Linked DNA regions of Homo sapiens: region 1 is linked to region 2. Evidence: chromatin loops called from intact Hi-C (ENCODE). Cell type or tissue: heart right ventricle. All regions are shown on one strand. Each heading gives the region's core, and the rest is flanking DNA. Links, peaks and the distances in the headings are about the cores only. Region 1 overlaps MEF2C-AS1 (MEF2C antisense RNA 1). Region 2 overlaps MEF2C-AS1 (MEF2C antisense RNA 1).

Region 1 (12,233 bases), core at 2,300-10,299, 160 kb before region 2:
TTTATTCTCAAAATGTTGAAAGATGCATCCTGTTACAAAGGATTAAAACAATCCTTTAAAATGTGAAAACAGAATTTATTTATATTTAAATATACTAGAAATTTAAATAAAAATATATGCTTGATGGACATGGAACAGAGGGTTTTGCAAGTAGGTCATTAATTCAAATCTGATACAGAGAGCACTGAATACCCTACAGCTGCCTATTATGAGTATCTAAAATGAATGCAACAAATAAACATCTGATTATATTTCCATACAAATTGTATACCTACTCTGCTAATTGAAATGGAACATAGTGTACTCTTTCTGTATTCAATTTACATTTTTGCAAATTATTCATTTTACATTTCCACAAAAGTAATAGTAAATTCATTGTCATTCCAGTAATACCCACACATATAGCTCCAAAGGACGCAAGTAATATATTCCCCACCTTCTGAGTATGAACGAGCAAGGTATAACTCTTTCTGCTCCATCCTAGATTCTCATACTTTTAGACATGGCAGGCTAGAAAGAACACTCCTAAATGCAGTACACAAATCCATAACGGCCATCATGAATTTTGTCACCAGGTACTGTAAGAACTAACATATGAGCTAAATCACTGACCCTTATGTTGGAGTCAGAGTTTGTTAGAAGAAGCAGTGTCTTCTGTCTCTTAATATCTCTCAGACATTTGGGGAAACAATTCTTTCTATCCACTTACTTCTGACCATTCACACCACATTTTATCCCCACTGAGACCCAGGCACAAATTCAGGGTGCCAGCTTAAGTAACAAATGCCTGCTGTGCTAAAGATTGCTCGTCCACCTCCTTGCCTATTTTCTTGGAAACAGACAAGTATATTTGACTCTCTTCCTTGAGGATTCTTTCCTAAAGCTATGACAAGATTGCAAAACTTTAGAGTTTGACTGGAACCTGAGACCTGCATTTGTTAAGGTGCGGGATGTTGTGAAGGAGACTCGGCTAGAATTAAGAAATGACACTTCAGTGTGGCTGCCAAGTGTAATCTCAAATGTACATTATCTAAAATTCCTAAGTGGCAGTGCCATTCTAATCTGCACTGGTTGAATCCATCCTGGATACACTGCATTGAGCTCCTAATGCTACCTCGTAAGCCTACACAGTATTCAGGAATAATAACATAAGGTTATGGGGGAAACACACCTGTATCCTACAGAGTGCAGTTGAAAGCACTGGGACTGATTAAAAGAAAATAGAGGAAATTTGGAACCCCCTTCAAATATCTGAAAGACTATCGGGGAAACTCGCCCCCAATATTTCAACATAGTTGCTTTCTATTTTCCATAAGTGTCAGCCGGCTGAGAAATAAAGAGAAAGAGTACAAAGAGAGGAATTTTACAGGTGGGCCGCCGGGGATGACATCACATATCGGAAGGACCATGATGCCCACCTGAGCTGCAAAACCAGCAAGTTTTTATTAAGGATTTCAAAAGGGGAGGGGGTGCACCAACAGGGAATAGGTCACAAAGATCACATGCATCAAAAGGCAAAACGCAGAACAAAGATCACATGCTTTTGAGGAAACAGGACAAGGGCAAAAACTGAACTCCTGATAAGGGTCTATGTTCAGTGGTGCACGTATTGTCTTGATAAACATCTTAACAGAAAACAGGGTTCAAGAGCAGAGAACCAGTCTGACCAAAAATTTACCAGGATGGAGTTTCCCAATCATAGTAAGCCTGAGGGTACTGCAGGAGACCGGGGCATATCTCAGTGCTTATCTCAACCGCACAGAACAGACATTCCCAGAGCGGCTGTTTACAGACCTCCCCCCAGGAATGAATTCCTTCACAGAATATTAATATCAATATTATTTGCTAGGAAAAGAATTTAGTGATATCTTCTCTACTTGCACGTCTGTTTATAGGCTCTCTGCAAGAAGAAAAACTATGGCTCTTTTTGCCCAGCCCAGCAGGCAGTCAGACCTTATGGTTGCCTTCCCTTGTTCCCTAAAAATCGCTGTTATTCTGTTCTTTTTCAAGGTGCACTGATTTCATATTGTTCAAACACATATGTTTTACAATAAATTTGTACAGTTAACACAATTATCATAGTGGTCCTGAGGTGACGTACATCCTCAGCTTACAAAGATAACAGGATTAAGAGATGAAAGTAGGACAGGCATAAGAGATTATAAAAGTATTATTTGGGAACTGATAAATGTCTATGAAATCTTCACAATTTATGTTCCTCTGCCACGGCTCCAGCCAGTCCCTCCATTTGGGGTCCCTGACATCCCGCAACAAAAGACTGTCATGCAGTTCACAATCTTTTTTCTTTCACCACTTTAAGTAGATCATGAAAGACTGTTATGCAGTCTTTCAGGCTAGATTAGGCTTATTTTGTATGAAAGCACCATAAGATAGAGTTTGGCTGAACATGAAGTACTTTCTAGAAGTTGTGCTGCACCATGAAGAAAATAACTGCCTCAAGAAAGCCCAGGCAGCATCCAAGAGTAGGGTAGATGGCCTTTTGGAGGTTGGGCTAGATGACCTTTGACCCATTTTTCATTGCTGAATTTGTGTGAATCTAAAAAACCATCCCCATTTTGGGAGTTTCCACCTGTGCTCCTGGAGAATTATCAGGGTACTGTCAAATCAGAGTCACCCCAATGAGTCATATTTTTTTGATCCTTTCTAAGCCTAGAATTTCTGTCAAGGAAGCTGAATTCTCTGCAGTGAATATGACCATAAAAAGATCATGGGTTCTACAATCAGAGAACCCTGGTTTAGAATCCTGGCTCTTCCATTTTATTCGCTGTGTAAATTTGAGGAAATCATTGAGCTAAAGAATCTTAGTCATAAAAGTGAGGATTATTATTCCCATCTCATAGGATAATTGTGAGCATAAAAATCATCTGAATATGCCTGGTATATGCATTAGGTGCCTATTGCTGAAGGTGCATAAGGACATAATACATAGATATTGTGGCCTAAAAAGCCCACTCCTACACATGGTGGGAAAGGACACTCATATTGCAGTAAGTTCAATGTAGTAAGTTATGATGATGTATGTTAATTACCTGCTTCTAAAAAGGCTCCCTTTTATATCAAGAACACACACATTTCTATTATTCTGGAATAGGAAAAAGATCCTATGGTGGTTTATAGCACCTTAGGAAATGGTGCTACAAACATATAAAATGTGGTAAATGAAATAATAATCACAGTGATGAACTTTATCAAAATTTACATGAGATGAATAATGCAAAGGCAGGGGAAATTATTCCCTACCAGCAGTAGAAATCCTCAGCATAGCACAATCTTAATTTCAAGATTCTTCCAGTAATGCAGAGTCTATCTGATTATTATTTCTTTACGTGTTTCAAAATCAAGCACCGAAGGATGAATGCATTGGTCACATGTACAAGAGAATTGCCTGATTTATTTGCTAAAGAGATACTTTTCACTCTTGGCATATGACTCCTAAATTTCCAAACTAGATGTTTTGGTCTTTCAACCAGGAGGATGATTATTTCCACCTATTAATGGCTGATGGGTTTGATCCAACAAAACTGCTGAGTTTACTAACCAGTTATTCTGTATAGCATAGCCCCCCCCCATTAAAATTAATATGTATAATCCTCTGTATTTACTCTTGCCTCCAGTATTAACCTATTTATATTTAACATGGCTACTCCATCGAAATTGGTATCAATGATCTTTAATCTACTCAGTCTTCATCACATGTATGAGGGATTTCTGGCATGAATTTGGACTTTTACCATCCCTTGAAGGACACTGCCAGAACTTCTGGGTTCTTTGCAGTAGGAACAAGAACATGCGATTCACACTGAACGCATGGTATAGGTTATACCTCCTGCTGAAATGATTCTGTATGCCCAAGTGGGGATGATTAGTTTTAATGAAAACATTTACCCCTAACTTGGATTGGTAACCTTAAATATTCAGCAAAGTTAGGCAACCTTTTCAACTGGTTGAATTCCTTTAGGAAAGCTAGTTACAATACACAACTTCATGCAGCAGCCAGAAATGTGAGCAGTTGGCAGTTGGGGATACATGTTGCCAGAACACAATTCTCTCACTCTAGCACAAGTGCACATGTAAACAAGAAAAAGGGCAAATTGTCCAAAGGCTTTGGGACAGCCTCTGGCTTCCTGCCCTACCTTCATGTGGCAGTAATTTCCCTGGGCAAGAGGCAGAAGGCCTCACCCTGACACACAGTGTCTGCCTTGCTTCCCACATAAAAACCCACAAGCAAGTATGACCCAGTGAGCATTAAGAATAAAGTCCTGACCTGACCACACAGCAATTCTGGAGCATGAGCAATGGACATTGCCATGCTCCTGGGAAGAGTCTCACTGCATGCAATTTAAAACTGGGCATAATAAAATGACTTTGTCAGGAGTCCCAGTGGAGCATTAGCAATTGAATACATATTCTCCCCTTGGTAGGTATGACCACGGAATAGCATGAATTCTATGCCTTGGCAGCAAGGGAACTTGGTGATAGCATTTTCCTAAACTGAAATGAAATGAATGATTTGTCCTGATACTTAAAAGTTATCTGATATGTTAAATCACCTCTAAAAATAAAAACTAAAGATTTGAAGAGAGATTTGTGAATCTTATAAAATGAAAAGTATAGTTAGACAATAAGGTTTTTGCTTGTCCAGAATGATTTTAAAATATGATAAGAAGCATCAGTAAACTAAAATAGAAAATCAAGTACTAAAATGTTTGTTCATAATTCAAGGACTGATGAGTATGGACAAACTCCTACAATAATTCAGAGAGTGTTAGTGATCAATGAAAAAGCTCTTTTATACATTTAGTTATTACAGACTTTAGCAAATACCAAGCATTGAGCTAGGCCCTAAACAAGTAAAAACATAAGTAGGTCCTACCCGAATAAAAATCTATTCATGGGAGTTGGGTATCAATCCTTTGGATAGTAAAAGGATAGTGGTAAAAACAACAGAAATATGAATAAAGGCATTAAAAAGAAAAAACAAGTATTCCATAAGAACGTTCAGTATTTTTTTAAACTTCCCAGTGTGAAACTGGGTCTTCACTTTCCTGTCTGTCCTGTTAGATTGCTTCATTGTTCAGAGACACTGCTTCACTTTCCTACAAGGTCAGGATCATTGTTACCTCTCTTTTTTGTAACTAGCTTTTGATTGATTGATTGATTTTGAGGCAGGGTCTCACTCTGTCACCCAGGCTTGAGTGCAGTGGCATGAACACAGCTCACTGCAGTGTCGACCTCCTGGGCTCAAGTGATTCTCCTGCCTCAGCATCCTGTATAGCTGGGACCACAGGTACACACCACCATACTCCACTAATTTATTTATTTTTTATGTTTGTAGAGGCTGGGTCTCACTTTGTTGCCCAGGCTAATCTCAAACTCCTGGCTCAAGCGATCCTCCCACCTTAGCCTCCCAAAGTGCTGGGATTACAGGTGTGAGCCACTGTGCTCACTGCTTTTGATCTATTGACCAAAAGAAGATATGCATAGTCCTAGAATAGGTTCAAGTTCAAGATAACATAAATTCAGTGCTTCTGCCTTAAGGAAAGTATCAGGATTTCTTTCATTGTAATATTGTGTTTCCTCATAAAACACAAATGAGGGCAGAGGGCAGCTTTCTGATGGACACTGCTAACCTCGGGGAGCATGGATCCTGGGGATGGAGTGAAGGAGAGGGGCAAAGCTTCCATTCTCTGAGTTCCTGGTACAATGTGGTCAAGCCATTTCATTATTTATTATCGACTTCAATCTCAAACTGTTTGATTTGAAAAACAACATGCTTATTAGACAAAACAAAACAAAACAAACCTGAAATTGCTTCACACGATACAGTACAAAGATATAGAGTACATATGATCCATGCAGAATGACAAAAACAGGGCATGAAGTACGTAAATCTTTTCCCTAATGTGCCCAAGATTTTACAAACAAAATGAAGAACCTGTCAATGGGGCTGAAATTGAACCATTCAAACCAGGCTCAGTGTTTATAAATGAGGAAGAGCCAAACCAATAATAATATAGTGGTATTGATTCTTTACGGTCTCACTCACACCCACCTCATCACTTAATATATTTTTTTCTCCTAATACGTGTTCAATCTTTTTTGACAGCTTGGCTCAGAGCTTAGATAATAAAGCCAAACCATATCCCTTTGGTTGGACTCAAGTTTGGCTGGACTTTCAGTGACTTCCACATATTAAGATCCACTCTCACAAAAGGCTTAATAAAATAAAGCCACCTATCTAACAAGTAACAAGAATCATCATTTCTGGATTGGTTCTATCAACCAGTCACTGTGCTTAGGGCTTTACATGTAGTATGTGACTTAATTCTCACAATAACACTCTGAGAGAGGTATCCTTAACCTCATTTTACAGATTAGGAAAGTTAGAACTTTTCCAGGATCACAGAACTAGCAAATGGTATGCCATTTATTCTATCAACTACGTTTAGGTTGTTGCAGGTTCTTAGAATGTTCTGCCATACTTTGAGACTTTGACAGGCTAGGATCCCTGCTTTTAAAAATGTAGGAAGCTTCACCTCACTGCAACATGTGAAGACTGGCCAGCATCTCCTAAAGAATCTGATGAGGAAACAGATTGCTCACTTTCAGGTGGTACAAGAGGCTTAATGTTGGCAAACATGCAGCTGATTGCTAACGCTCACCCTTTGCCACCACCTCCAGCAACAAGAAAAAAATTAGGACTCCTGCATACTCCCACTGCGGATTAGTTTTTATTTGTGGTCTTTTATTTCTTTTTAATGTAGTCAAGATAGTCTGATGTTCCCTGTATACAAATATTGGGGGAGAGGTTACACAAAGTGTGAGTTACCTCAGGCCAAACCTAAAATAGCCCTGGTTCTCCCATCCCCAAACTTCAAAGTCAGCCCCATTCTCCCTGCTTCTTCTTCTGCGGTGACTCTGCAGTAGTCACAGGCCAAACAGCCTGGGTGGTCCCCCCATACCCAAGCATTCCCTGAGCCAGGGAGCAACCACATACCCTCAATCTGGGGTAGGGTAGGCAGGGGAGAAAAAGATAGAGCTGATAAACACACTCTGGCTTCCCTGAACTCCCCTTTGGGGAAAGTCAACAATATACAAGCTGACTGTGCTTACACAAGGCAAAGCTTTCCAACAGTACAGCATTGTCTGTGCTGTCTAAGATTTTTCCTTCCTTACTACAGTATAGCAATATGGGAGGCCACGTGGCACTTCACGGGCGGTGGGAAGATCATGAAACTGGAAGCAAAAAGACCCATGTCTAAATTCCTAACACTCGATGGCAATCATTATTCCTCACTTCATATTTCTTCAGGTATTGGGCACTAAGGCTTATTTATTTGTTCACTTATTTCCTGAAGATGGGAAAAAAGGTATTTTTCTCAAATTTCCTCAGCCTTTGACTCTGTTTTAAAGCATTGATTTATGGCAAATAAATTTCAGTCTTCAAGAGAATTCAACAGGAATCAACTTTAGCATCTTCTAGAGAGCAGACAGGAGCTCTCAGTGGGTGCCCTACACTCACTTTTGTGGAAAGAGAAAAGAGGATTTTTAAACTCAGCATAACTTTTCAGTGGAATCAGGAACTGAACAGTAACATTATCCCAGTTGTGCATTAGAAAATCCTCTTTCTCCAGTGTGTAATGGGACTTTAATCTGAGGGATGCTATCCAGAAAGGCCTGGTAGAAACAGAGAGCCACAAGCCTATGGAGTTCTAGGAGAAGTGCCTTTTCTTTATGAAACCCATAAATAAACCAGTTCCAGTATCTAGAAGAATACAAAGGTTTTCTGAATTTTTTTTAAAAAAGGGTGCTGGGGTGGGGGGTCTGGATATTCTAAGACCATGTGCTGGAGGGTGTGGGGAAAGAACTGGCTTTTCTTTGAAACAAGAAGATGTATTTGGCACCTCTGTCCAACGGATACCTGGAGCAGATTCTATGGTCACAAGCTGTTATATCTAATTTTATTCCCCCTAGTTTTCTTTATTATGAGTCCCATACTGTTTTGAGTCTTTCCATCCTTTACAACTGTTGAATCTTTTCTACAGATCTGTAAAAACAAACAAGCCATTTCCAGATTACCAGCCAGCAACACCACATCCTGTGTTACAGCTGATGATAAGGAAGGAGGCAGGTAGTTCCCCTGACACATCTAGGAAGCATCCTCCTTCTTCAAACAGAAGCACACAGCATTCAATTCCAGGCAACGTTTGTCTGACCTTGTGGTCTACTGAGCTGAAATGGTTACACTCTTCTTTTTCTCTAAATCTATAGATTATGTTTTTCCTTTGACATTTTTCCTTTTTTCAAATTTTCTTATATAAGAAAATAACCTCCTGGGGGAAAGCTGTATTGGCTTTCACTATGAGCCCCAGGTGTATCCTAATTAGCTTTAAAACTTATATATATATTTAAAAAAAAAAACTTCAAGTTGAAGACAACTAAAGCAACCAGCAGCCATAGTTTGGGCTAATTAACTCTCTGGTAATAGTGACTAGAAACTGTGGTCTCAAAGATGTGATGATGATGTAGCTACCCAGGATCATATCTGCTCTTTTAATTTCTTTTAAGTTAATCAGCTTAGTAATAATTAGCAACCTGAAATTATTTTTGTCTCTAGCTATTATTTATTATTTTCCTCTTCCATTTATGTGTTCTTCACTCTCTCCCAGCAAACCCCTCCAATCACCACTTAAAATACAGGAGTTTCCTTCTTCTCCCTCCTCCCCAAACATATGCAAACATACACTGAAGAGGGCAAACATAGGGTCTAATGTTTCTTTTGCATCCTGAATTTTGTATTCTCAGAACCAAAGGTAGACTGAGTATGAGCCAAAAGGGGGGAAAGTATTGTCATACTCCACTGTCTCAGAGAACTAGAATCTTTCCCATCTTCCTCATCTCCTCAAGGAAATGCTGTGCCCACTGGGAGTAGTCTCTTCCTAGCTGATCTGTAACATAAGGAAAACCACACCTGAGGTTATAGTTGGCCCGGAGAGAGACCTACATGCCCTAATCATGCACAGCTGTACAGCCTTCCGGGCTATCCTGTGACAGCCAGCAAGTGGGCTGGAAAGATTGCAATAAAAATGCACTCAGTCCTACTGACTCCTCTCTCATCACCCTATAAGGGAAGGTTCCCTTTCAGGACAGCCTATATTTTGTCCAGCTTATACTTTATATTGCCTAAGAAGTCTACTCAAAAAACTTAGACAAGAAATAAGTCTCTAATCTTCTATTGAGGAAAGAGAATATTGGCCTAGAATTCAAAAGAGCTATCCTCTCACTCCTTCTCTGCCATTAACTAGTTTTGTGGCTTTAAAGAAATCATTGTCTTCTCATAAAATTAAGCCACAGAATTTCTAAGGCCGCTTCCACCTCTAAAGGTTCTATGAAGGGACAGTTTTCCCATTAGCCCCTTTGAAGACTAATTGCTAACTTCTGTACAGATGTAAGGTGGATAATCAGACTCAAAGAAACACAGATATACACTTCATGGGACTTGAAGGGAATTTTCAAAGACACTCTTTTCTGAAATCAAGAGAGCTCTTACAGGGCCAATGTTGGTTATAATATCTACATGAAACATAATATTTTTCTGATACACTGATCACCAGTCAGAGGTTAACTTGAGATCCCCTGGTGAAGCAATAAAGCAACTTTAAAAGTTGAACTAAAATGAATATATATGACTACAACAATAGAAACACCAAATGAACATTTTAGTCCTTATTTTGTGCCAGACACGGAGTTAGGGATTTCTGCATGTGTTATCTCAGCGCAGCATTATACACACGCTCTGTCCTCTCATTCTGTTCTCCAATTATCCCCCCAAGCTGGCCTGCCATCTGCCCACCTCCTGCACAGAGATGTTGTATGAGAAAGGACCTTTATGCATAGCACACCCAATCAGCTCTTGTCCACCCTAAGGCCTTCCACAAACCATCATCTCAATTGATTGCCTCCCTGTGGAAGGAAAAGAGCTCCATATTTGTCAAAAAGAAAAGAAGTCTCTGTTTTTCTGGGTTTTTTTTTCCTGGTGTATTTCCTTCAAGTCTCCAGGAGTATTTTATCTACACAAGGAGGGACATTCTAGTGTCTAGATCAATATCTGCAAAAGCTTTTAAGCTATAATAACCATGATCTTCAGCACTCAGTATATTTTGACAAGACCCCCCTCTATGTCAAGTGAGATGAGTAAACTACAAGTGAGATTGGTAAACTCTTAGGCAGGAATTTTTAGACCCACTCTTTTCAGTAGAAAGGTCCATAATCATTAAGTCAAATGCAAGGGGAAAAGCATTCCCAATCATATAGTTTTAATTCCCTGTAAGTCCAACCAGCACAAACTTCATCACTACATTGTAGTGTTGCTAACTAATGAGTTGAATTTTGGCAGCCCATTAATCTTAATTTTGTAAACACTGATTTTTTTTTCCTGGGTTTTGAATGGAGCTAAAATTAGCTCTTTTTTTTTTTTAAGTTTAACCTCCATTTCAACTTCCTGCTACTGAGTTTTTTATTACAACAAACAGCTCTATCCTTGACCAGGATCTAAAAAGAAGTCAGAAGACTTCTGGGAATTATGACCCCACCTCTCATTTTGTTTCACACGCTTCCCTGTCCCCTTTGGGAAATTGACTTCTAAGGAAACTCACTTGAGGCTCAATTAAAACTACGGGCACAGAGAAGAGGGGGCACGTCCTCACCTTTTCCTCCCCAGTGAGGACTGTTTTAAGGACTAATCCTACATAGGAAGATTTTTGTGGGCTTGCAGGATAAGACAAAACTTGGAGGTGCACCACAGAACTCACTCATTTGACAATTGCTGGATCATCTCAAGTTACCCTTACAAGTATAAATGCCTAAGATGGAGACTGGAAGGAACTGTCCCATCAAAGGGAGCGTTCATGGCTTTCAATCTTTCCCCAGCTCTCTCTGGCTTCTTAGCCATTGCCATTTCGCAAATACAGTATAGGGAACAGCAGTTTTATTAGTGTAAGAGAATGTATGAACTACACTCCATTGAGTTACGATAGCTAAGACAGTCATTACACATGGCCCATTTTCTCATTATGCTCTCTCTTAGCATCTCCTCACTTACAATAGGCTAGTCTATCCCTCTTCCTTTTTCTCTGGGGTAGCCTATTCCAGAAGACTTTCAGCCCCTTCCCTTATTTTTCTCAAACCTACCGTATTGCAGCCTCCCAGACACTCTCTTCCCTTCTCTATTGCACTCCTTTAGTCTGTTCTCATGATTTCAGATTTATACTGTTAAATACCAGTCCAGTCTCTGAGCATTCTTTGCTCACTTGTGATAAACCAAACAATCACATTTCTTCCACAGAAGCATCCTGACATTTATCACTCTTCTTTAAGTTTTCATGTTACTCACTGAAATTCTAAAAGCAGTCGCCAAATCCATCTGTGAGGTAATCTTTTCACTGTATTGTATTTTGCTATATTAGTGGTGATGATGAGAAAAGGCCCAATTGTCAGACAGCAGACAGCCAGGTAGAATCCCGGTTCTCTGCTATATACCATTTCTGTGTCCTTGGGTACATTATATAAGCTCTCTGAGCCTGGTTTTTTTTTTTTCCATCTACAAATTGAAGATAGGATAGTCTCTGCCTCACAAGGTAGTTGTGAAAATTAAAAAAGATCCTGTGTGTAAATCTTCAGCACAGTGCCTGGCACACAATAGGTACTTAATAAACATTAGCTACAAAACAAAACTATACCAAATTGTTTTAAAGATTATATCCTTAGCTCCCAATTGCAGTTTGAGGGTTGTCACCCAGATGTACAATTCCATGTTTAGAAATATTTTATGCTAGAGAATGAGAAATATGGTATGTGTCTGTGAATGTAATTTTAATCTCTCCTATACTCACCTGCCTCCATATCTGAAATCAAGTAATAAAGGCCTGCATTTCATATGATGTTGTAAATTAGCACTAGGAAAAATAGAAAGAGGTAGAAATGTAGTCCCTCCCTTCTGAAATCTATCTAGAAAAGAAGGCACACTGCATAGTATTCCATGGTGTATATGTGCCACATTTTCTTAATCCAGTCTATCATTGATGGACATTTGAGTTGGTTCCAAGTCTTTGCTATTGTGAATAGTGCTGCAATAAACATATGTGTGCATGTGCCTTTATAGCAGCATGATTTATAATCCCTTGGGTATATACCCAGTAATGGGATGGCTGGGT
Region 2 (12,233 bases), core at 2,584-10,583:
CAAAATCTTTTACTTAGAATCTTATTTCTTCCTTTTGAATCTTGAGTGATGATTTTTAATATAAAATTGCATTCCATTTGATATGGATACTCTTTATTTAAAGATTTAAGACTACACTAAGTTGGGAAATATTTGTTTATGTACCCTGTCTTTGCACATAGGAAGATGCTTTATCTGTGATTTAATAGAGGAGATAGAAGGCAGAATGAAATTTGCCCTCTGTCCCTAAACCTCTCCCCAACCGTTTCAAATTCTCTCTTTCATCCAACAAGTGGTACATATTCTCTTCAAAGAGTTCTTAAACCCTGTTCAAGACATTTCTGGATAAATAATCACTAATTACACCTCTGGTGGCTTTGGTGGGGCAGAAGGGAGAGCACACAGGGTAAGTCTGAGTGACAACATAGTCACTATGGTACAAGGGACACGCAGTGGCTGCCTGCCTCATATTGCAAAGAGGGAATAGAAAAAGAGACCAGGGGAACAGGTAATGCAATGTACAATTTTTTAAGTATATAAATTTTCAAGGAGTATCTTAATATTTTGCTGATAGAGAGTTCATCTTCCAATCCCAACATTTTCAAAAACAAAATTGCTTCCTCAAGTAAGGGCCAGGTTTCCCATTTGCTTGCATCCAAGGCTTAGATCTGTGTGGACAAATGAAGTGGCTGCTGGTGGGAGGGACCTGAGACATACTGAAAGTGCTCCCTAAAACACCACCTGACCAACACAGCAGGGTATCTGTGGAAGCATGGATACTCCTTTGGATTATGAATTCTTTTCAGAAAACTTTTGAAGAGAGGTTCATTTAAAGTGATTGCACAATGATACCGTGTCATGGATTAGGCGGCTGTAGTGGCCGGCTCCTCTGATAGAACATAGTTGGAAAGAATTCCGCGGACATAAAGGGGCGGCTGAGGGATGAAAGGACTTTGTAGGTCGCATCAGTGGAAGGCCCAGAGGAGAAAGAAGCACTCGTGAAAGAGCTATTACTGATTGTAAAAATTGCTGCTGGGTGAGTGGAGCATGCCAAAGTGAAAGCAGGGCCTGCTGAAGGTGAGTATAGGGAAGAGAGTGATGTAAAGACAAACTTTCACAACATCACAACTGCGCATATGCTACACAGATAAGAGCCCTGTTTTAAGAGGAGTTCACTGGGATCTAATAGGAAGCCACTAATTCAACATATTTATGCTCAGTTCCCTTAAATTTAAGATTATATAATGAATAAACAATTTAGAAGATGTCTGAGGTAACTAAAAAATAAAATCTTGGAGCATCATTCTGGGCAAATGGGTATGTCATTACTTTCATAAGTCTGATGAAATCCAATAAGAATACCCCAAAAAAGTTTATCTAAAGACAATATTATATAGAACACTGACAAGGATAATATAGTTAGCAGTCCAACATGTAAGACTTCTTGATATAATACATATTAACTGAATAAACATACGACCATAAATGTTTATATTTACTTTATATATCAAATACTTTACATAAAATAACTGTTTGGAAGCATGAAACTGACAGAAAAGAAAACATCTTTTAAAATATCATTACATAACTACAACATTGAGATGTTTTCCAGGAATATGGGGTATTTCTTGAAAGTGAAATGGTATATAATAGCTAACATTTATTGAGAATTTTCTATATGCGAGGCACTAAGTGGCCACAGAAGTACAATTTCATGTGCTTCTCTCGGCAAAATCATTATCATGGGTAGTTCCTGCCACCTTCCCCATTTTACAAAAAGGGCATTTAGAAAATTAAGGTCAAAACAATTATTTAGTGTCTAAACGTGGATTCTGCTCCAGAGTTTCCTAGTTACCCTCCGCTGCCCATTTTATACTCTTTGAAAAGAACATTTCCCATGCTGTTTATACATGATCTATAACTATTAATTTAGTGAAAATGACTTTTTTAAAAAAATACCAGACCTTTTACGAGTGTTACTTGTCAAAACTGTCTCCTTAAAGGTTATAAAATCATATCAAAAATACTTTGAAATTCCTCTTTTATATCTTCAATTAGTGTCAATTTATGAGACAAATATCAAATAATCTAATGCTTTATACTCAAATCTTAGTTTTCATCCTGTTTACTACATTTGGCTTGGATTTACTTTTGGAAAAAATTCATCCTTAATGATAAGGATTTGCCAACAATCAGGCCAGTTTTAAGACTGTGTAGCAAATCCCTGAGGAGATTTCTAAATAGACTTGAGCAAAGACAACATTACTGAAATAAATGAATAGTCTTCTAAAGTGTCTACCTTAAAGAGGATGACATGCCTTTAGATATGTATTTCTGAAATATTTTCTGGTGGGACAAAAATATCTATTATATTATCACTATAAGTGAACAAACGTTATGAATACAAGGAAGCAGTATAGCATCATAGCTAAGGGTAGAGTATTGGAAACAAACACATTGGTTTTATGTCGTTTGGCACTTAGGAACTATGTGGCCCTGGGCAGGTCATGTCAGCACTCACAGCTTTAGTGTGTAAAATCTTAAAATGGGGACAATAATAGTACATGTCTAAAAGGTTGTTCTTTGAATAAAAGGAAACAAAAGTTTATAAAGCAATTAATACAGAGCCTGACAAATAGTATGTGGCCATTAAATGTTAGGTACTTCAAATATTCATTTCAACCCACATTCTAATAAGATAGTATTATTTTTGCATATATACTCCAGATATCATTGTATTATGACTAAGAACATTACTGATTTAAAAGATTTAACTACACATTTAGTATAAATGAATAAATAAGTAATAGTCCGTAGGAAATCTGGCCTTTTGTTTGAGTCTTTGACTCAATCAGTACTTTGGTGAAACAAACTGGTTTTAATCACTCACTTAAATTTAAAAGTTTTATTGAGTTTTACTTTTAATTCTCACCATATTACAAAATAATTTAGAAACTCCTCCCAGTGAAAATTCTGTTTCTTCCTAAGAAATTAGAATATTGATATAATTATGTGCCTCCTTGTTCCACAATTTCTATAAAATTACGTATTGAAAGCATATAGATCTATGCATGATCTTACCTTCTTGAAAACATAACATTTTCTATTATATTGCTTGGTTTAAAATTTAGGATTATAAATAAAATATTTTATAAATAATTTTGTAAGATCCAGATAAGTAGAACATAGTCATTTAAAAAATTACCTAGAAATGGCTTGGTACAGTAGCTCAAGCCTGTAATCCCAGCACTTTGGGAGGCCAAAGTGGGCGGATTACCTCAGGTCAGGAGTTCAAGACCAACCTGGCCAACATGTTGAAACCCCATCTCTATGGGAGGCAGAGGTTGCAGTGAGCCAAGATCACACCACTGCACTCCAGCCTGGGCAACAGAGCAAGACTCCATAAAAAAAAAAAAGAAAAGAAAGAAAAAGAAAAATACCTAGAAAGATAGAATAATGTACATTTTGCCATGCGGTAGCTCTTTTCCTTCTTTTCTAAACTCTTCTGTCTTAACTTGGGGTCTTCACTTAATAACTAGTGTTAGCGTGAATATCAGATATAAAATTTTTATTGACATTCTCTAAGTCTGTTTTTTTCTGTAATACATACTTAATCATAAAATCAGTATAAATCATAAACATCTCAGGTGGGACTTTATTAGAACCAAAAATGCAAAATGACTATGCTTCTGTTTTTCAAGAAATGGTACAGTCCCCTAACACAGCTGTAGTGTTGATCATATGTCTAACAGAACTACTTCTAGGTCCTCTTGAACAGAACGCTCCATTAGGCATTCTGTGGGCTACCCCTTCCCAGCAGGCTTTTGCCCAACCCAGTTGCCATAGACGGCCATCAGACACTTGGAATGACATCAGGAGACAATCTGAGCGGACTCTGACCTAAAGAATTCAAGCTAGGGGGAGACTGAAGATATCAATGTCATCTTGGCTGACAATAGCATTCCAAAGGTCAACCAGGGTGAAAAGAGGATAGACTCTGAGTTTTCAGTGCCTTTTCAGCAACCAAGTGGCTAACAAGTATAATAAAGCATCCCCCCAAAAAAGAAAAAATATCCTAGAGGCATGATGTCAGTGAAAGGGAAATAAGGCAACCTGTACACTTAAGTCATGGTATTTTAAAACATTTTACCTCTTCCAAGGTAAATCTCATCCTGAACCAATTCCCACCTCTCGGATGACCTACTTCTTTCTGCTGTGATAACCCCAGTATAGGTGAATAAAGAACTTAATGGTATAGAAGTGGAAATTCTTTGCATTAGATTAAGAATGGCTAATTTTTACCGCAGTTTGTCACTTTTCCAGCCCTGTGCTTTATGCTGAATAGCTCATTTAATCCTTAAACAAAGTTTTGAGGATAGCACATTTTGTTCCACATTTTACAAATGAGGAAACTGAGGCAAAGGGAGATTTAAACCATATGCATAATCAAACAGTTACCATGTGATACAGCCAATTGGCTGTTGGCCACACAGCTTCTTCCAAGTCAGACCAGCCTTCTCGGTTGTCAGCCATGGAGAAGGTGAGGCCTTCTTCCATGTCTACAAGCACCTGAAGAAGTGAAACATTTTCTCTAAGGATACTGGATTTTAGGGAGAATGGGAAGAATGCTGAACCACACGCAAATGGTAAATTAAGAAGAGCAATAAAGACAATAATTCAAATAAAAATGTAAATCTACACTTTTAAAATAATTTATTGTTATTAATTTAAAATTATTTAATATTCATAAGTACTCTTATTTGGACACTTCGGGGATCCTTAACTAAGTGTTAAGTTAAAAGGTAACTACTATAAAAGAGCAGAATTAATACCAACAGTTCACTCCTAATTAACAATAAGATATATAGAATACAAACATGGCATTAAAAACAAAACAAACCCAAAAGACAGAACAAAACAAAACAATAAAACTAATAAGAAAGCTTATGCTTTGTCTAAATCTTTATGATGTATTCTGTTGCCTTATATGTTTCAGATAGTGTAATTTGTAATAATGTTTTGTTTGGGCCGGGTGCAGTGGTTCACGCCTGTAATCCCAGTACTTTGGGTGGCCGAGACAGGCAGATCACGAGGTCAGGAGATCGAGACCATCCTGGCTAACATGGTGAAACCCCGTCTCTACTAAAAATACAAAAAAAGAAAATATTAGCTGGGCGTGGTGGTGGACGCCTGTAGTCCCAGCTACTCGGGAGGCTGAGGCAGGAGAATGGCATGAACCCAGGAGGTGGAGCTTTCAGTGAGCCGAGCCAAGATCGCACCACTGCACTCAAGCCTGGGCGACAGAGCGAGACTGCGTCTCAAAAAAAAAAAAAAAAAAAAAAGGTTGGTTGGTTATTAACATTTCTGAGCCAATTCCATCCTAGTTATATCATAATCAATGTCTCCGATATCTTTATCAAATTTGAGAAAGATTATGCTTTGCTAAAAATTTTCACTTTAGGTGACACCTTTCCTCCCTGACCTTAAGAATGCTTTTTAGCTCTTTAAGAGGATAATCCCATTTCCTCAGAATTTTTAAAGTAGAATGAAGCACAGTGTTATCCCAATTAGCCTCTTAGAAAAGGCATTATATGAATCTATGACACTACCAATAATACATTTTTAGTTTGGGAGATAGTATTATTCCCCATGCTCCTCATTCTTTGTTAAATGGAATTTCTTCCTGGAGGAATACTTAGCAGTATTTTTTCTTGTAAAAGGGTACTCTTGCCTAAAATTTTCAGTCAAGTTGACTTTCTGTAAGATGAATTTGCCTAGAAAGATGTCCTTGTCTGGCACAAAGTATACTGGACCCTGTTAGGGGACCTTATCTTCTTTCCAAATTTATGACATAACTTTGGGGGCATCACTTAACTTCTCTGGGCCTGATTTCTCTTGCCTATAAAAAAATTAGGTGTCTGGGTGAAGTGTTCCCCAAGGTCTCTTTCAGCAGGAAGATACTGAAAGTCTGACTTTAAAGCTTCTCACACTAGTGCCAAGTAACAGAAACTCCAAGAGTGTCCTAAAATGTGGCTGGTATCAGTCATAAAGTAATTTCTTTCTTTCTTTCTTTTTTTAACCAGCATTCATTTTGAACTCTATAGCAGTATTCTCCAGCAGAACTTTATGCAGTGATGGAAACGTTTGACATGTCGCTGTCCAGTAAGGGAGCCACTAGCCACATGTGGCTATTGAGCACTTGAAATATGGCCAGTGGAACTGAGGGACAGAATTTATTTTTATTTTATCTTATTTTAATTAATTTAAATAGCTACCATCTTGGTAGCCGCTAAATGTTTCAAGAACATGATAACATAAACGTTTTTACACCTTCGATGTAATTGAGTATTCCACAATGCCAGACAGGTCAAAGAACAGCACAGATATCTGCATTTAGTGACAGCATTTTTGTAAGACATCCCAGAACCGTTCCCCTGTGTTAACAAATAAAGGGGGTACAAGGGGAAAGGAAGTTTTCTGTTTTGTCTTTAAAGTGTGTGTTTTATCCTGAATACCCTACTTCTTGCTTTACTTTGTGGCTTTTTCCTAGCCAAAACTCGCACACGCGTTAGCTTAATAGAGCTATGAGTTGGCTTTTGTTTTTTGAAATATAATTCCTTAGATGCTGAGAGCTCAGACTATAAAATCCAGTTTGGGGCCCGTGTTCTTTCCTATTGGTCTGTCAGGTGAAAAACTCCGGCTGGCCAGAGTGGGACAGGGGCGGCGGCTAGACCTGCAGAGCCCCTCTTGCTCTCCCAGGTTTGCAAAATGGTTGGAGCGCTTCGGGCAGCCTGCGTCACCAGACGTGGACCGTGTGCCAGCGCTTTGTGCACTGTTAAAGGGTGGGTTCATTTTACTTGGCCCCTGGTATTTTCGTGGGTCGCTCTGAGCCCATCCCGAGCTCTTTTGGATCGCATTTCTCCAGCCCAGGATCCCAAAACCAGACCAGCAGGACAACTACCCCGGCACTGCCACCGCCCGTTTCCACAGTCCACCCACAGCCGTTGCGCCCTCCTCCATTCCCCAGAGCCCATCACGCACCCTCTTTACCAACAAACCACCGGACGCTTTTCCCCCAGCCGTGACTTCCACAACCCCCAACTAAATACAAGTCGGCACACCCCCTTCCTTCCCCGCGCCAAACCAGCGTGGCCGCCCACTCGTCGCACCCAGGTCCAGCAGGTCCAGCAGGTCCCCAGGAGGGCCCAGAGCCTGCCTCCTGCTCGCCCGTGGCGCACGCACGTGGCGCACTCACCCCCTACCAGCAGCCTCCGAGCTCTAGAAACACTCCAAGGAAGGAACCCCCGCCCCTTCAGCTCCGTCGGCCGGGAGAAAAGGGGGGGGGGAAGGGGGGGGAAGCAGAGACGGGCAGAGAGAAGAGTATATAGGTGATGAGAGCAGTGTTGGAGGGGAGGATCGGCAATAATTGGATGGCGTTGCAGCTGTTGCGCCTCTGCTGAACGCCCAGCCAGAGCGGATTCACTTTTCACACAAATCAACCGGAGGGATTGTTGCTGCCTGCAATCAATAACTCAGCGGAGTGAGTTGCTCAAACTAGAGGCGTCCCTCGTCTGGGTCTTTGAGGGCCGTCCGGATTGAGTCCCAGCGCTCTGCTTTCCAAACAAAGAAGTGGGCACCAAAACGCAGGACGAGATTTTTAATCCCCACTTCCACCACAACCCCGGGTAAAGATTTTTTAAAATGAAAAAGCACACACATAGTAAGGTATCTAGAAGAAACAGTTAAAAGGGGAAGTGTGAAAATCCATTCCTTGAATTGAAGGTTTCTGTGATATTTCAAGAAATGGGATAGAATCAATGTTCTGATGAACAACATTTAACAATTTTGTAAGTAAAGGTAAAGTCGCATTAAATTTATTCATGCATGTGGTTATTTTTGAATCAGCCACACACTTGCAAGCAAATTACTGATCAAGCCTTATTTGGACATACTGATTACAGGAAAAGAAAGAAATGTATCATAATTTGTAGTGTCGTTTAAAAAAAAAAAAAAAACCTTACCATACCTTTCAGATGTTATTTCATGAAGATTGCATTTCTATAAGGTGAATAGGCCCTGGGAGATGTGTATTATGATTCTCACTTAATAGACTGTAAAATGAAGCACAACTGGAAGAAAGAGAACTCACCAAATCACTTGGTAGTGACTACAAGACCAAGTTTGGACTCACTCACTGTGGGCCTAAGCCTAAAAACCTAAACTCAACTAACACCCATAAAGTAAAACTGGCCAAAATTTTTCATTTCTCTTTGACTCTGAAGCAACTTAAAAATAAACCTCAGAGATGTCAACCCAAATATAGAGGCTTTATAAATGATTCTTCACTATGCAAAGTCCTCCTGCTATTACAAATGGGAAAAGAGATATTGACCATCCTGGTCTGATGTGTCTCAAGGCTGGTTCTCTTTCTGGGACTAGCCTCAGTCTGAAGCCAAGGAAAGGTTCATTTGTGTGCACAAAGTCATGGAAAGCCAGACTAAAACAGAAATCAGAACACAGGAGCATTTGTCTGTGCTCAGTATAGTTAAACACTGCTTGGAAAAATAAGGTATTATTGGTAATAGAATTTATAAACCGTACTGAATACACATCACTAATCCCAAAGTATTTTAAATTGGCCTTTAGGCAATGCATAAAATAAGCCCTTTCAGTAACCTCAACTGCATTGCAAACATTTCCCGATTTGACAAATTGTGTTAGCTTCGGATATAATGGATTTGACATTCTTCTGTAATTCTCTATCAGATATAAAACTGAAGGTACAGAAATACAGATAAACATAGAATCCTTAGATATGTGTAAACCTTGTCTTGAAATAACAAATCCTTTGTATATTGCAAATTCTCAATCACAGACATTCCACATGCTGTATATTCTTCTTGGGTTAATGCTGCACCTAGTGAATTTTTGAAATTTAGATATTTGGCACTATTTATGTTAAAGATTATTATCACAATGCATGACAATTTCAGTTGTCTTATATTCAAAACACTTTGGTTTAAAATCAGAATATTGTTACTTCAGATTAGAAGTTTTAGAAATAAATCTATTTGAAAGTATTTTCATATCAGCATTAACAAAATACTATATACTGTTTTGCACTTCCACATTTGAAGGTGCCAAAGAAGAGTTGCAAACTGTGAAGTAACTTCTATGAAGAGATGAAGTAAAGAACGGAAGGCAAATGATTGTGGCAGTAAAGAAGTGTATGTGGTGAGTGCTCACATTTGTTTTTATCATTTACCACAGAGTTACCATAAAGGTAAAACTGCCAAACTCCTTGGCCTTAGGTATTTACAGAATAGACGTGTATAACAATAATAAAGAGTTAAATGACCACCATACACTTTATATTATAAGCAATGACATATCATTTTGCTTAAAGATCATGTCATCTTTCAGGGCCTACTTTTGCAAGTACTGTATCTTATAAAATTAATCTATTTCATGGGAAGTCCTGTGTATCATCAATACTATAATTAGACAAAGATTAAAATATGTAATGCTATTGGAATTTGTGTTTCACTGCTTTTTAGATTTTTCTAAACCACCATGTTCACTTATCATGTTTGTGTTAAAAGTATTCTGGCTGAGGAACAAATACTATACAGTTGAATAATCTTAAGGGGTACATTAATCTATAGCCTTTCTTCATCTCAGGGTGGGTTGCTGTGGCAACCGCCCCAGTTCACTTTAAAATAATTTTTAAAGCTCACTTCAAGAGCTACACCCAGCGTGGGCCAGGCTTAAAAGCAGGCAGACCCAGTGCACAGGGCTTTAGTGGACCGCTGCTTTAATGTAGGGAAGTAGTGAAGAGAGGAGGTTGGAGTAAGATGGTATGCAGCTCTGAACAGAAATTGCAATATTAGCTTTCCCTGGAGTTAAAATCCCGAGGAGCATGCTCTCTGTAACTTCTATGACACTTTAATTAAATATATTGCTAAACATAATTCTTTTGAGGGAAAAACAAGTGACTCTATATTTACATTAACAATAAAGCATTTACAACTTAATGTAGGAGAAATATTTGGTGATTAGAAAAAAATAAAAGCTGGTACAGTAGTACATCAATCCCAGACATAATTTTCTTTTAAAGGAATTGTCACCTATTATTTAACTGGATAGACCCTACCTTCCAATTGGTTTAAAGGGTAGAAACATTTTCTGTTTTCCAATGATAGAACTGGAATAGGTTACAGAACTCATTTAACACATAAGCGAACTGAAGCCTAGAAAGGACAAATCCCTTAGTAAGGCACAAATTTTGAACTAGATAGAGAATCCAGGTCTCCTGACACCTAGTACAAGCTCCTCCCTACATGAGAAAATAGTCTGATCCTAACCAAGTATCATTAGATGGCAAGGATCAGGATGATTTTAAAGAAAAAACAAAAACAGAAACAGAAACCAAAAGTCCAGAAGTATTTAAAGAATACAAAGCACACTCTGGATTAACTACTTTGTGGATTACTCATGAATAATTTTAAATCTCAGGTGATTTTCTAATGTATATTTCTTCATATCTCTTCTGCTTCAACTGTAAAGGCTCATGGGAAGAAAACTAATGGTAATATTAACTTAGGTCACACATAATTAAGAAGCTAAATCTGCTGAGGGGAAAATCCTGTATTTTAAAAGGCCAACTGTGATACATTCCAGATCCAAATTATTTTCAAATTATCCAGTGTGGGGTTATACTTATTTTTGAATGCTTGCAGTATCATTAATAATTATGGGTTTGTTATAATGGGTATTATTAAATAATTATTTAAAATATGAAAAGGTAAAATAAAATAATTTCTTTTTGAAAGAACATCTAAAACTGAAGTGTACTGTGGTAAACAGAAATACCCTCTATAATTCATTAAAAACAGCAGGGCTGAAATTCATGTATTGGCTATGTGTTTGCTCATGTCAAATAGACTGTTGTAACTCACTGCATTAATTTTAGGTATTATGGCAATAAACTTAGATGGTCCTTCAAATGCTTTGCTTTTTCAGGACCTTCGTGAATCTTGAAGAAAATTAATTTTATTTTTACCACCATATATAGACATATCTTAGTATTCGAAATATCTTTGCCCTTTAAATTTTTGGATTTTCAGAGAAGTTGTACTTTGAATGGAAACCTGATACAGATGTTCTCTGCCATATTATTAAAATGAATTCATGGTAATGGCAAACTCAACATTTGAAAAACCGGCAAACAAAATACATTGTAAATACTAATCTGCAAGAAATACTACTATTTCAGATGGTTTTTGCTTTGTGACAGTTTGTGATGCATTCCTATAATAAAAGGGAGGGAATGGTCTTAGTTTTGCTGATAGTCACAATGATGAGCTGGAACTTGAAGATTGTTCAGATCTAGTTGTACTTGCCTATAAAATAAACCTTCCCCTTTCAAGTGAAGCCTTGGGACAGTTGCCTAAATGTTGAGGCCACTCTTCTGAGAGAAGCTACTCACATCAAATACCTCCTACATTGAAGCAGGAGGCTTTTTGAACCATACTGTCCTCATATATTAAAATAGTCATCTGGAGGCATATTGCTGAACTTAACAGGAAATACAACTAGTCATTGGGTTAAACGTAGTGCTAAAAGGAATTTTCTAAAGTGAGGAAATCTTTAGTTAGCTAGATATTTCAATATACTATTGTCTAATCTCATATATTCCATGTTCTATTAATTTTCCCTTCTTGCTTTCACAATATTTTTTAAAAAATAGTTTGGTTTAAACATTTTATGTAATCTATAATTCTACTGGCATGCAATCTTGTCTTTTCATGATTCTATACTAGTTGATGTATTTTATCTTTGGCTTTATTGGGCATGGTATATATTAACAGTTGGTTAGGGCGGGAGGTGCCCAATCTCTAGTAGCCTAAATATTAAAGCCTTTTTTTTTTTTTTTTGTAAGGAAAAGTGTTTATCATGCTTTAACCTTAACATAAGTATCCTCCCTTATCAGTCTCTATTTCTGCTTCCTGTGCAGCTGAAACTCTTCAGGATAAGTGAAGTCATCAGCTATCGGCTAGGGTAGCCTAATGCATTTGGGAAGTTGGTTTGGTTTACATGTTAATGACCTGGATGAAGTCCAGTAAGGTGTGGAAAAGATAGAGTGGGGGGAGGGGGGGAACTCCGAGGAAGCTGCTTCCTCGGTAAATATTTCCAAACTGATTAGAAAGTTCATGGCCCCGCGATGAAGTCGAGATCTCAAATACTGGTAATTA

Evidence for each region. Peaks named below come from ENCODE experiments on the same cell type or tissue, not always from the same donor. Only the 100,000 strongest peaks of a DNase experiment are listed, where the experiment ranks them.
Region 1: a loop joins it to region 2, with 2.2 times the contacts of the local background. A loop is called at or near these places in 7 of 110 quality-filtered maps.

Annotation. Positions count from the first base shown.
Region 1 is chr5:89,039,793-89,052,025 of GRCh38, reverse strand. The region is part of intron 3 of MEF2C-AS1 (MEF2C antisense RNA 1); the gene reads right to left. Among named protein-coding and RNA genes, the nearest start is that of MEF2C-AS1, 160 kb to the right of the region's middle. In heart right ventricle, for the core only: no CTCF peak of the experiment used is centred there; no DNase peak of the experiment used is centred there.
Region 2 is chr5:88,884,482-88,896,714 of GRCh38, reverse strand. The region is part of intron 1 of MEF2C-AS1 (MEF2C antisense RNA 1); the gene reads right to left. It also overlaps a transcript of MEF2C not described here. Among named protein-coding and RNA genes, the nearest start is that of MEF2C-AS1, 7.3 kb to the right of the region's middle. RefSeq lists enhancers at 6,307-6,841, 7,056-7,255, 6,842-7,378. In heart right ventricle, for the core only: no CTCF peak of the experiment used is centred there; a DNase peak (open chromatin) is centred at 7,074; H3K4me3 peaks cover 4,941 bases; H3K27ac peaks cover 5,201 bases.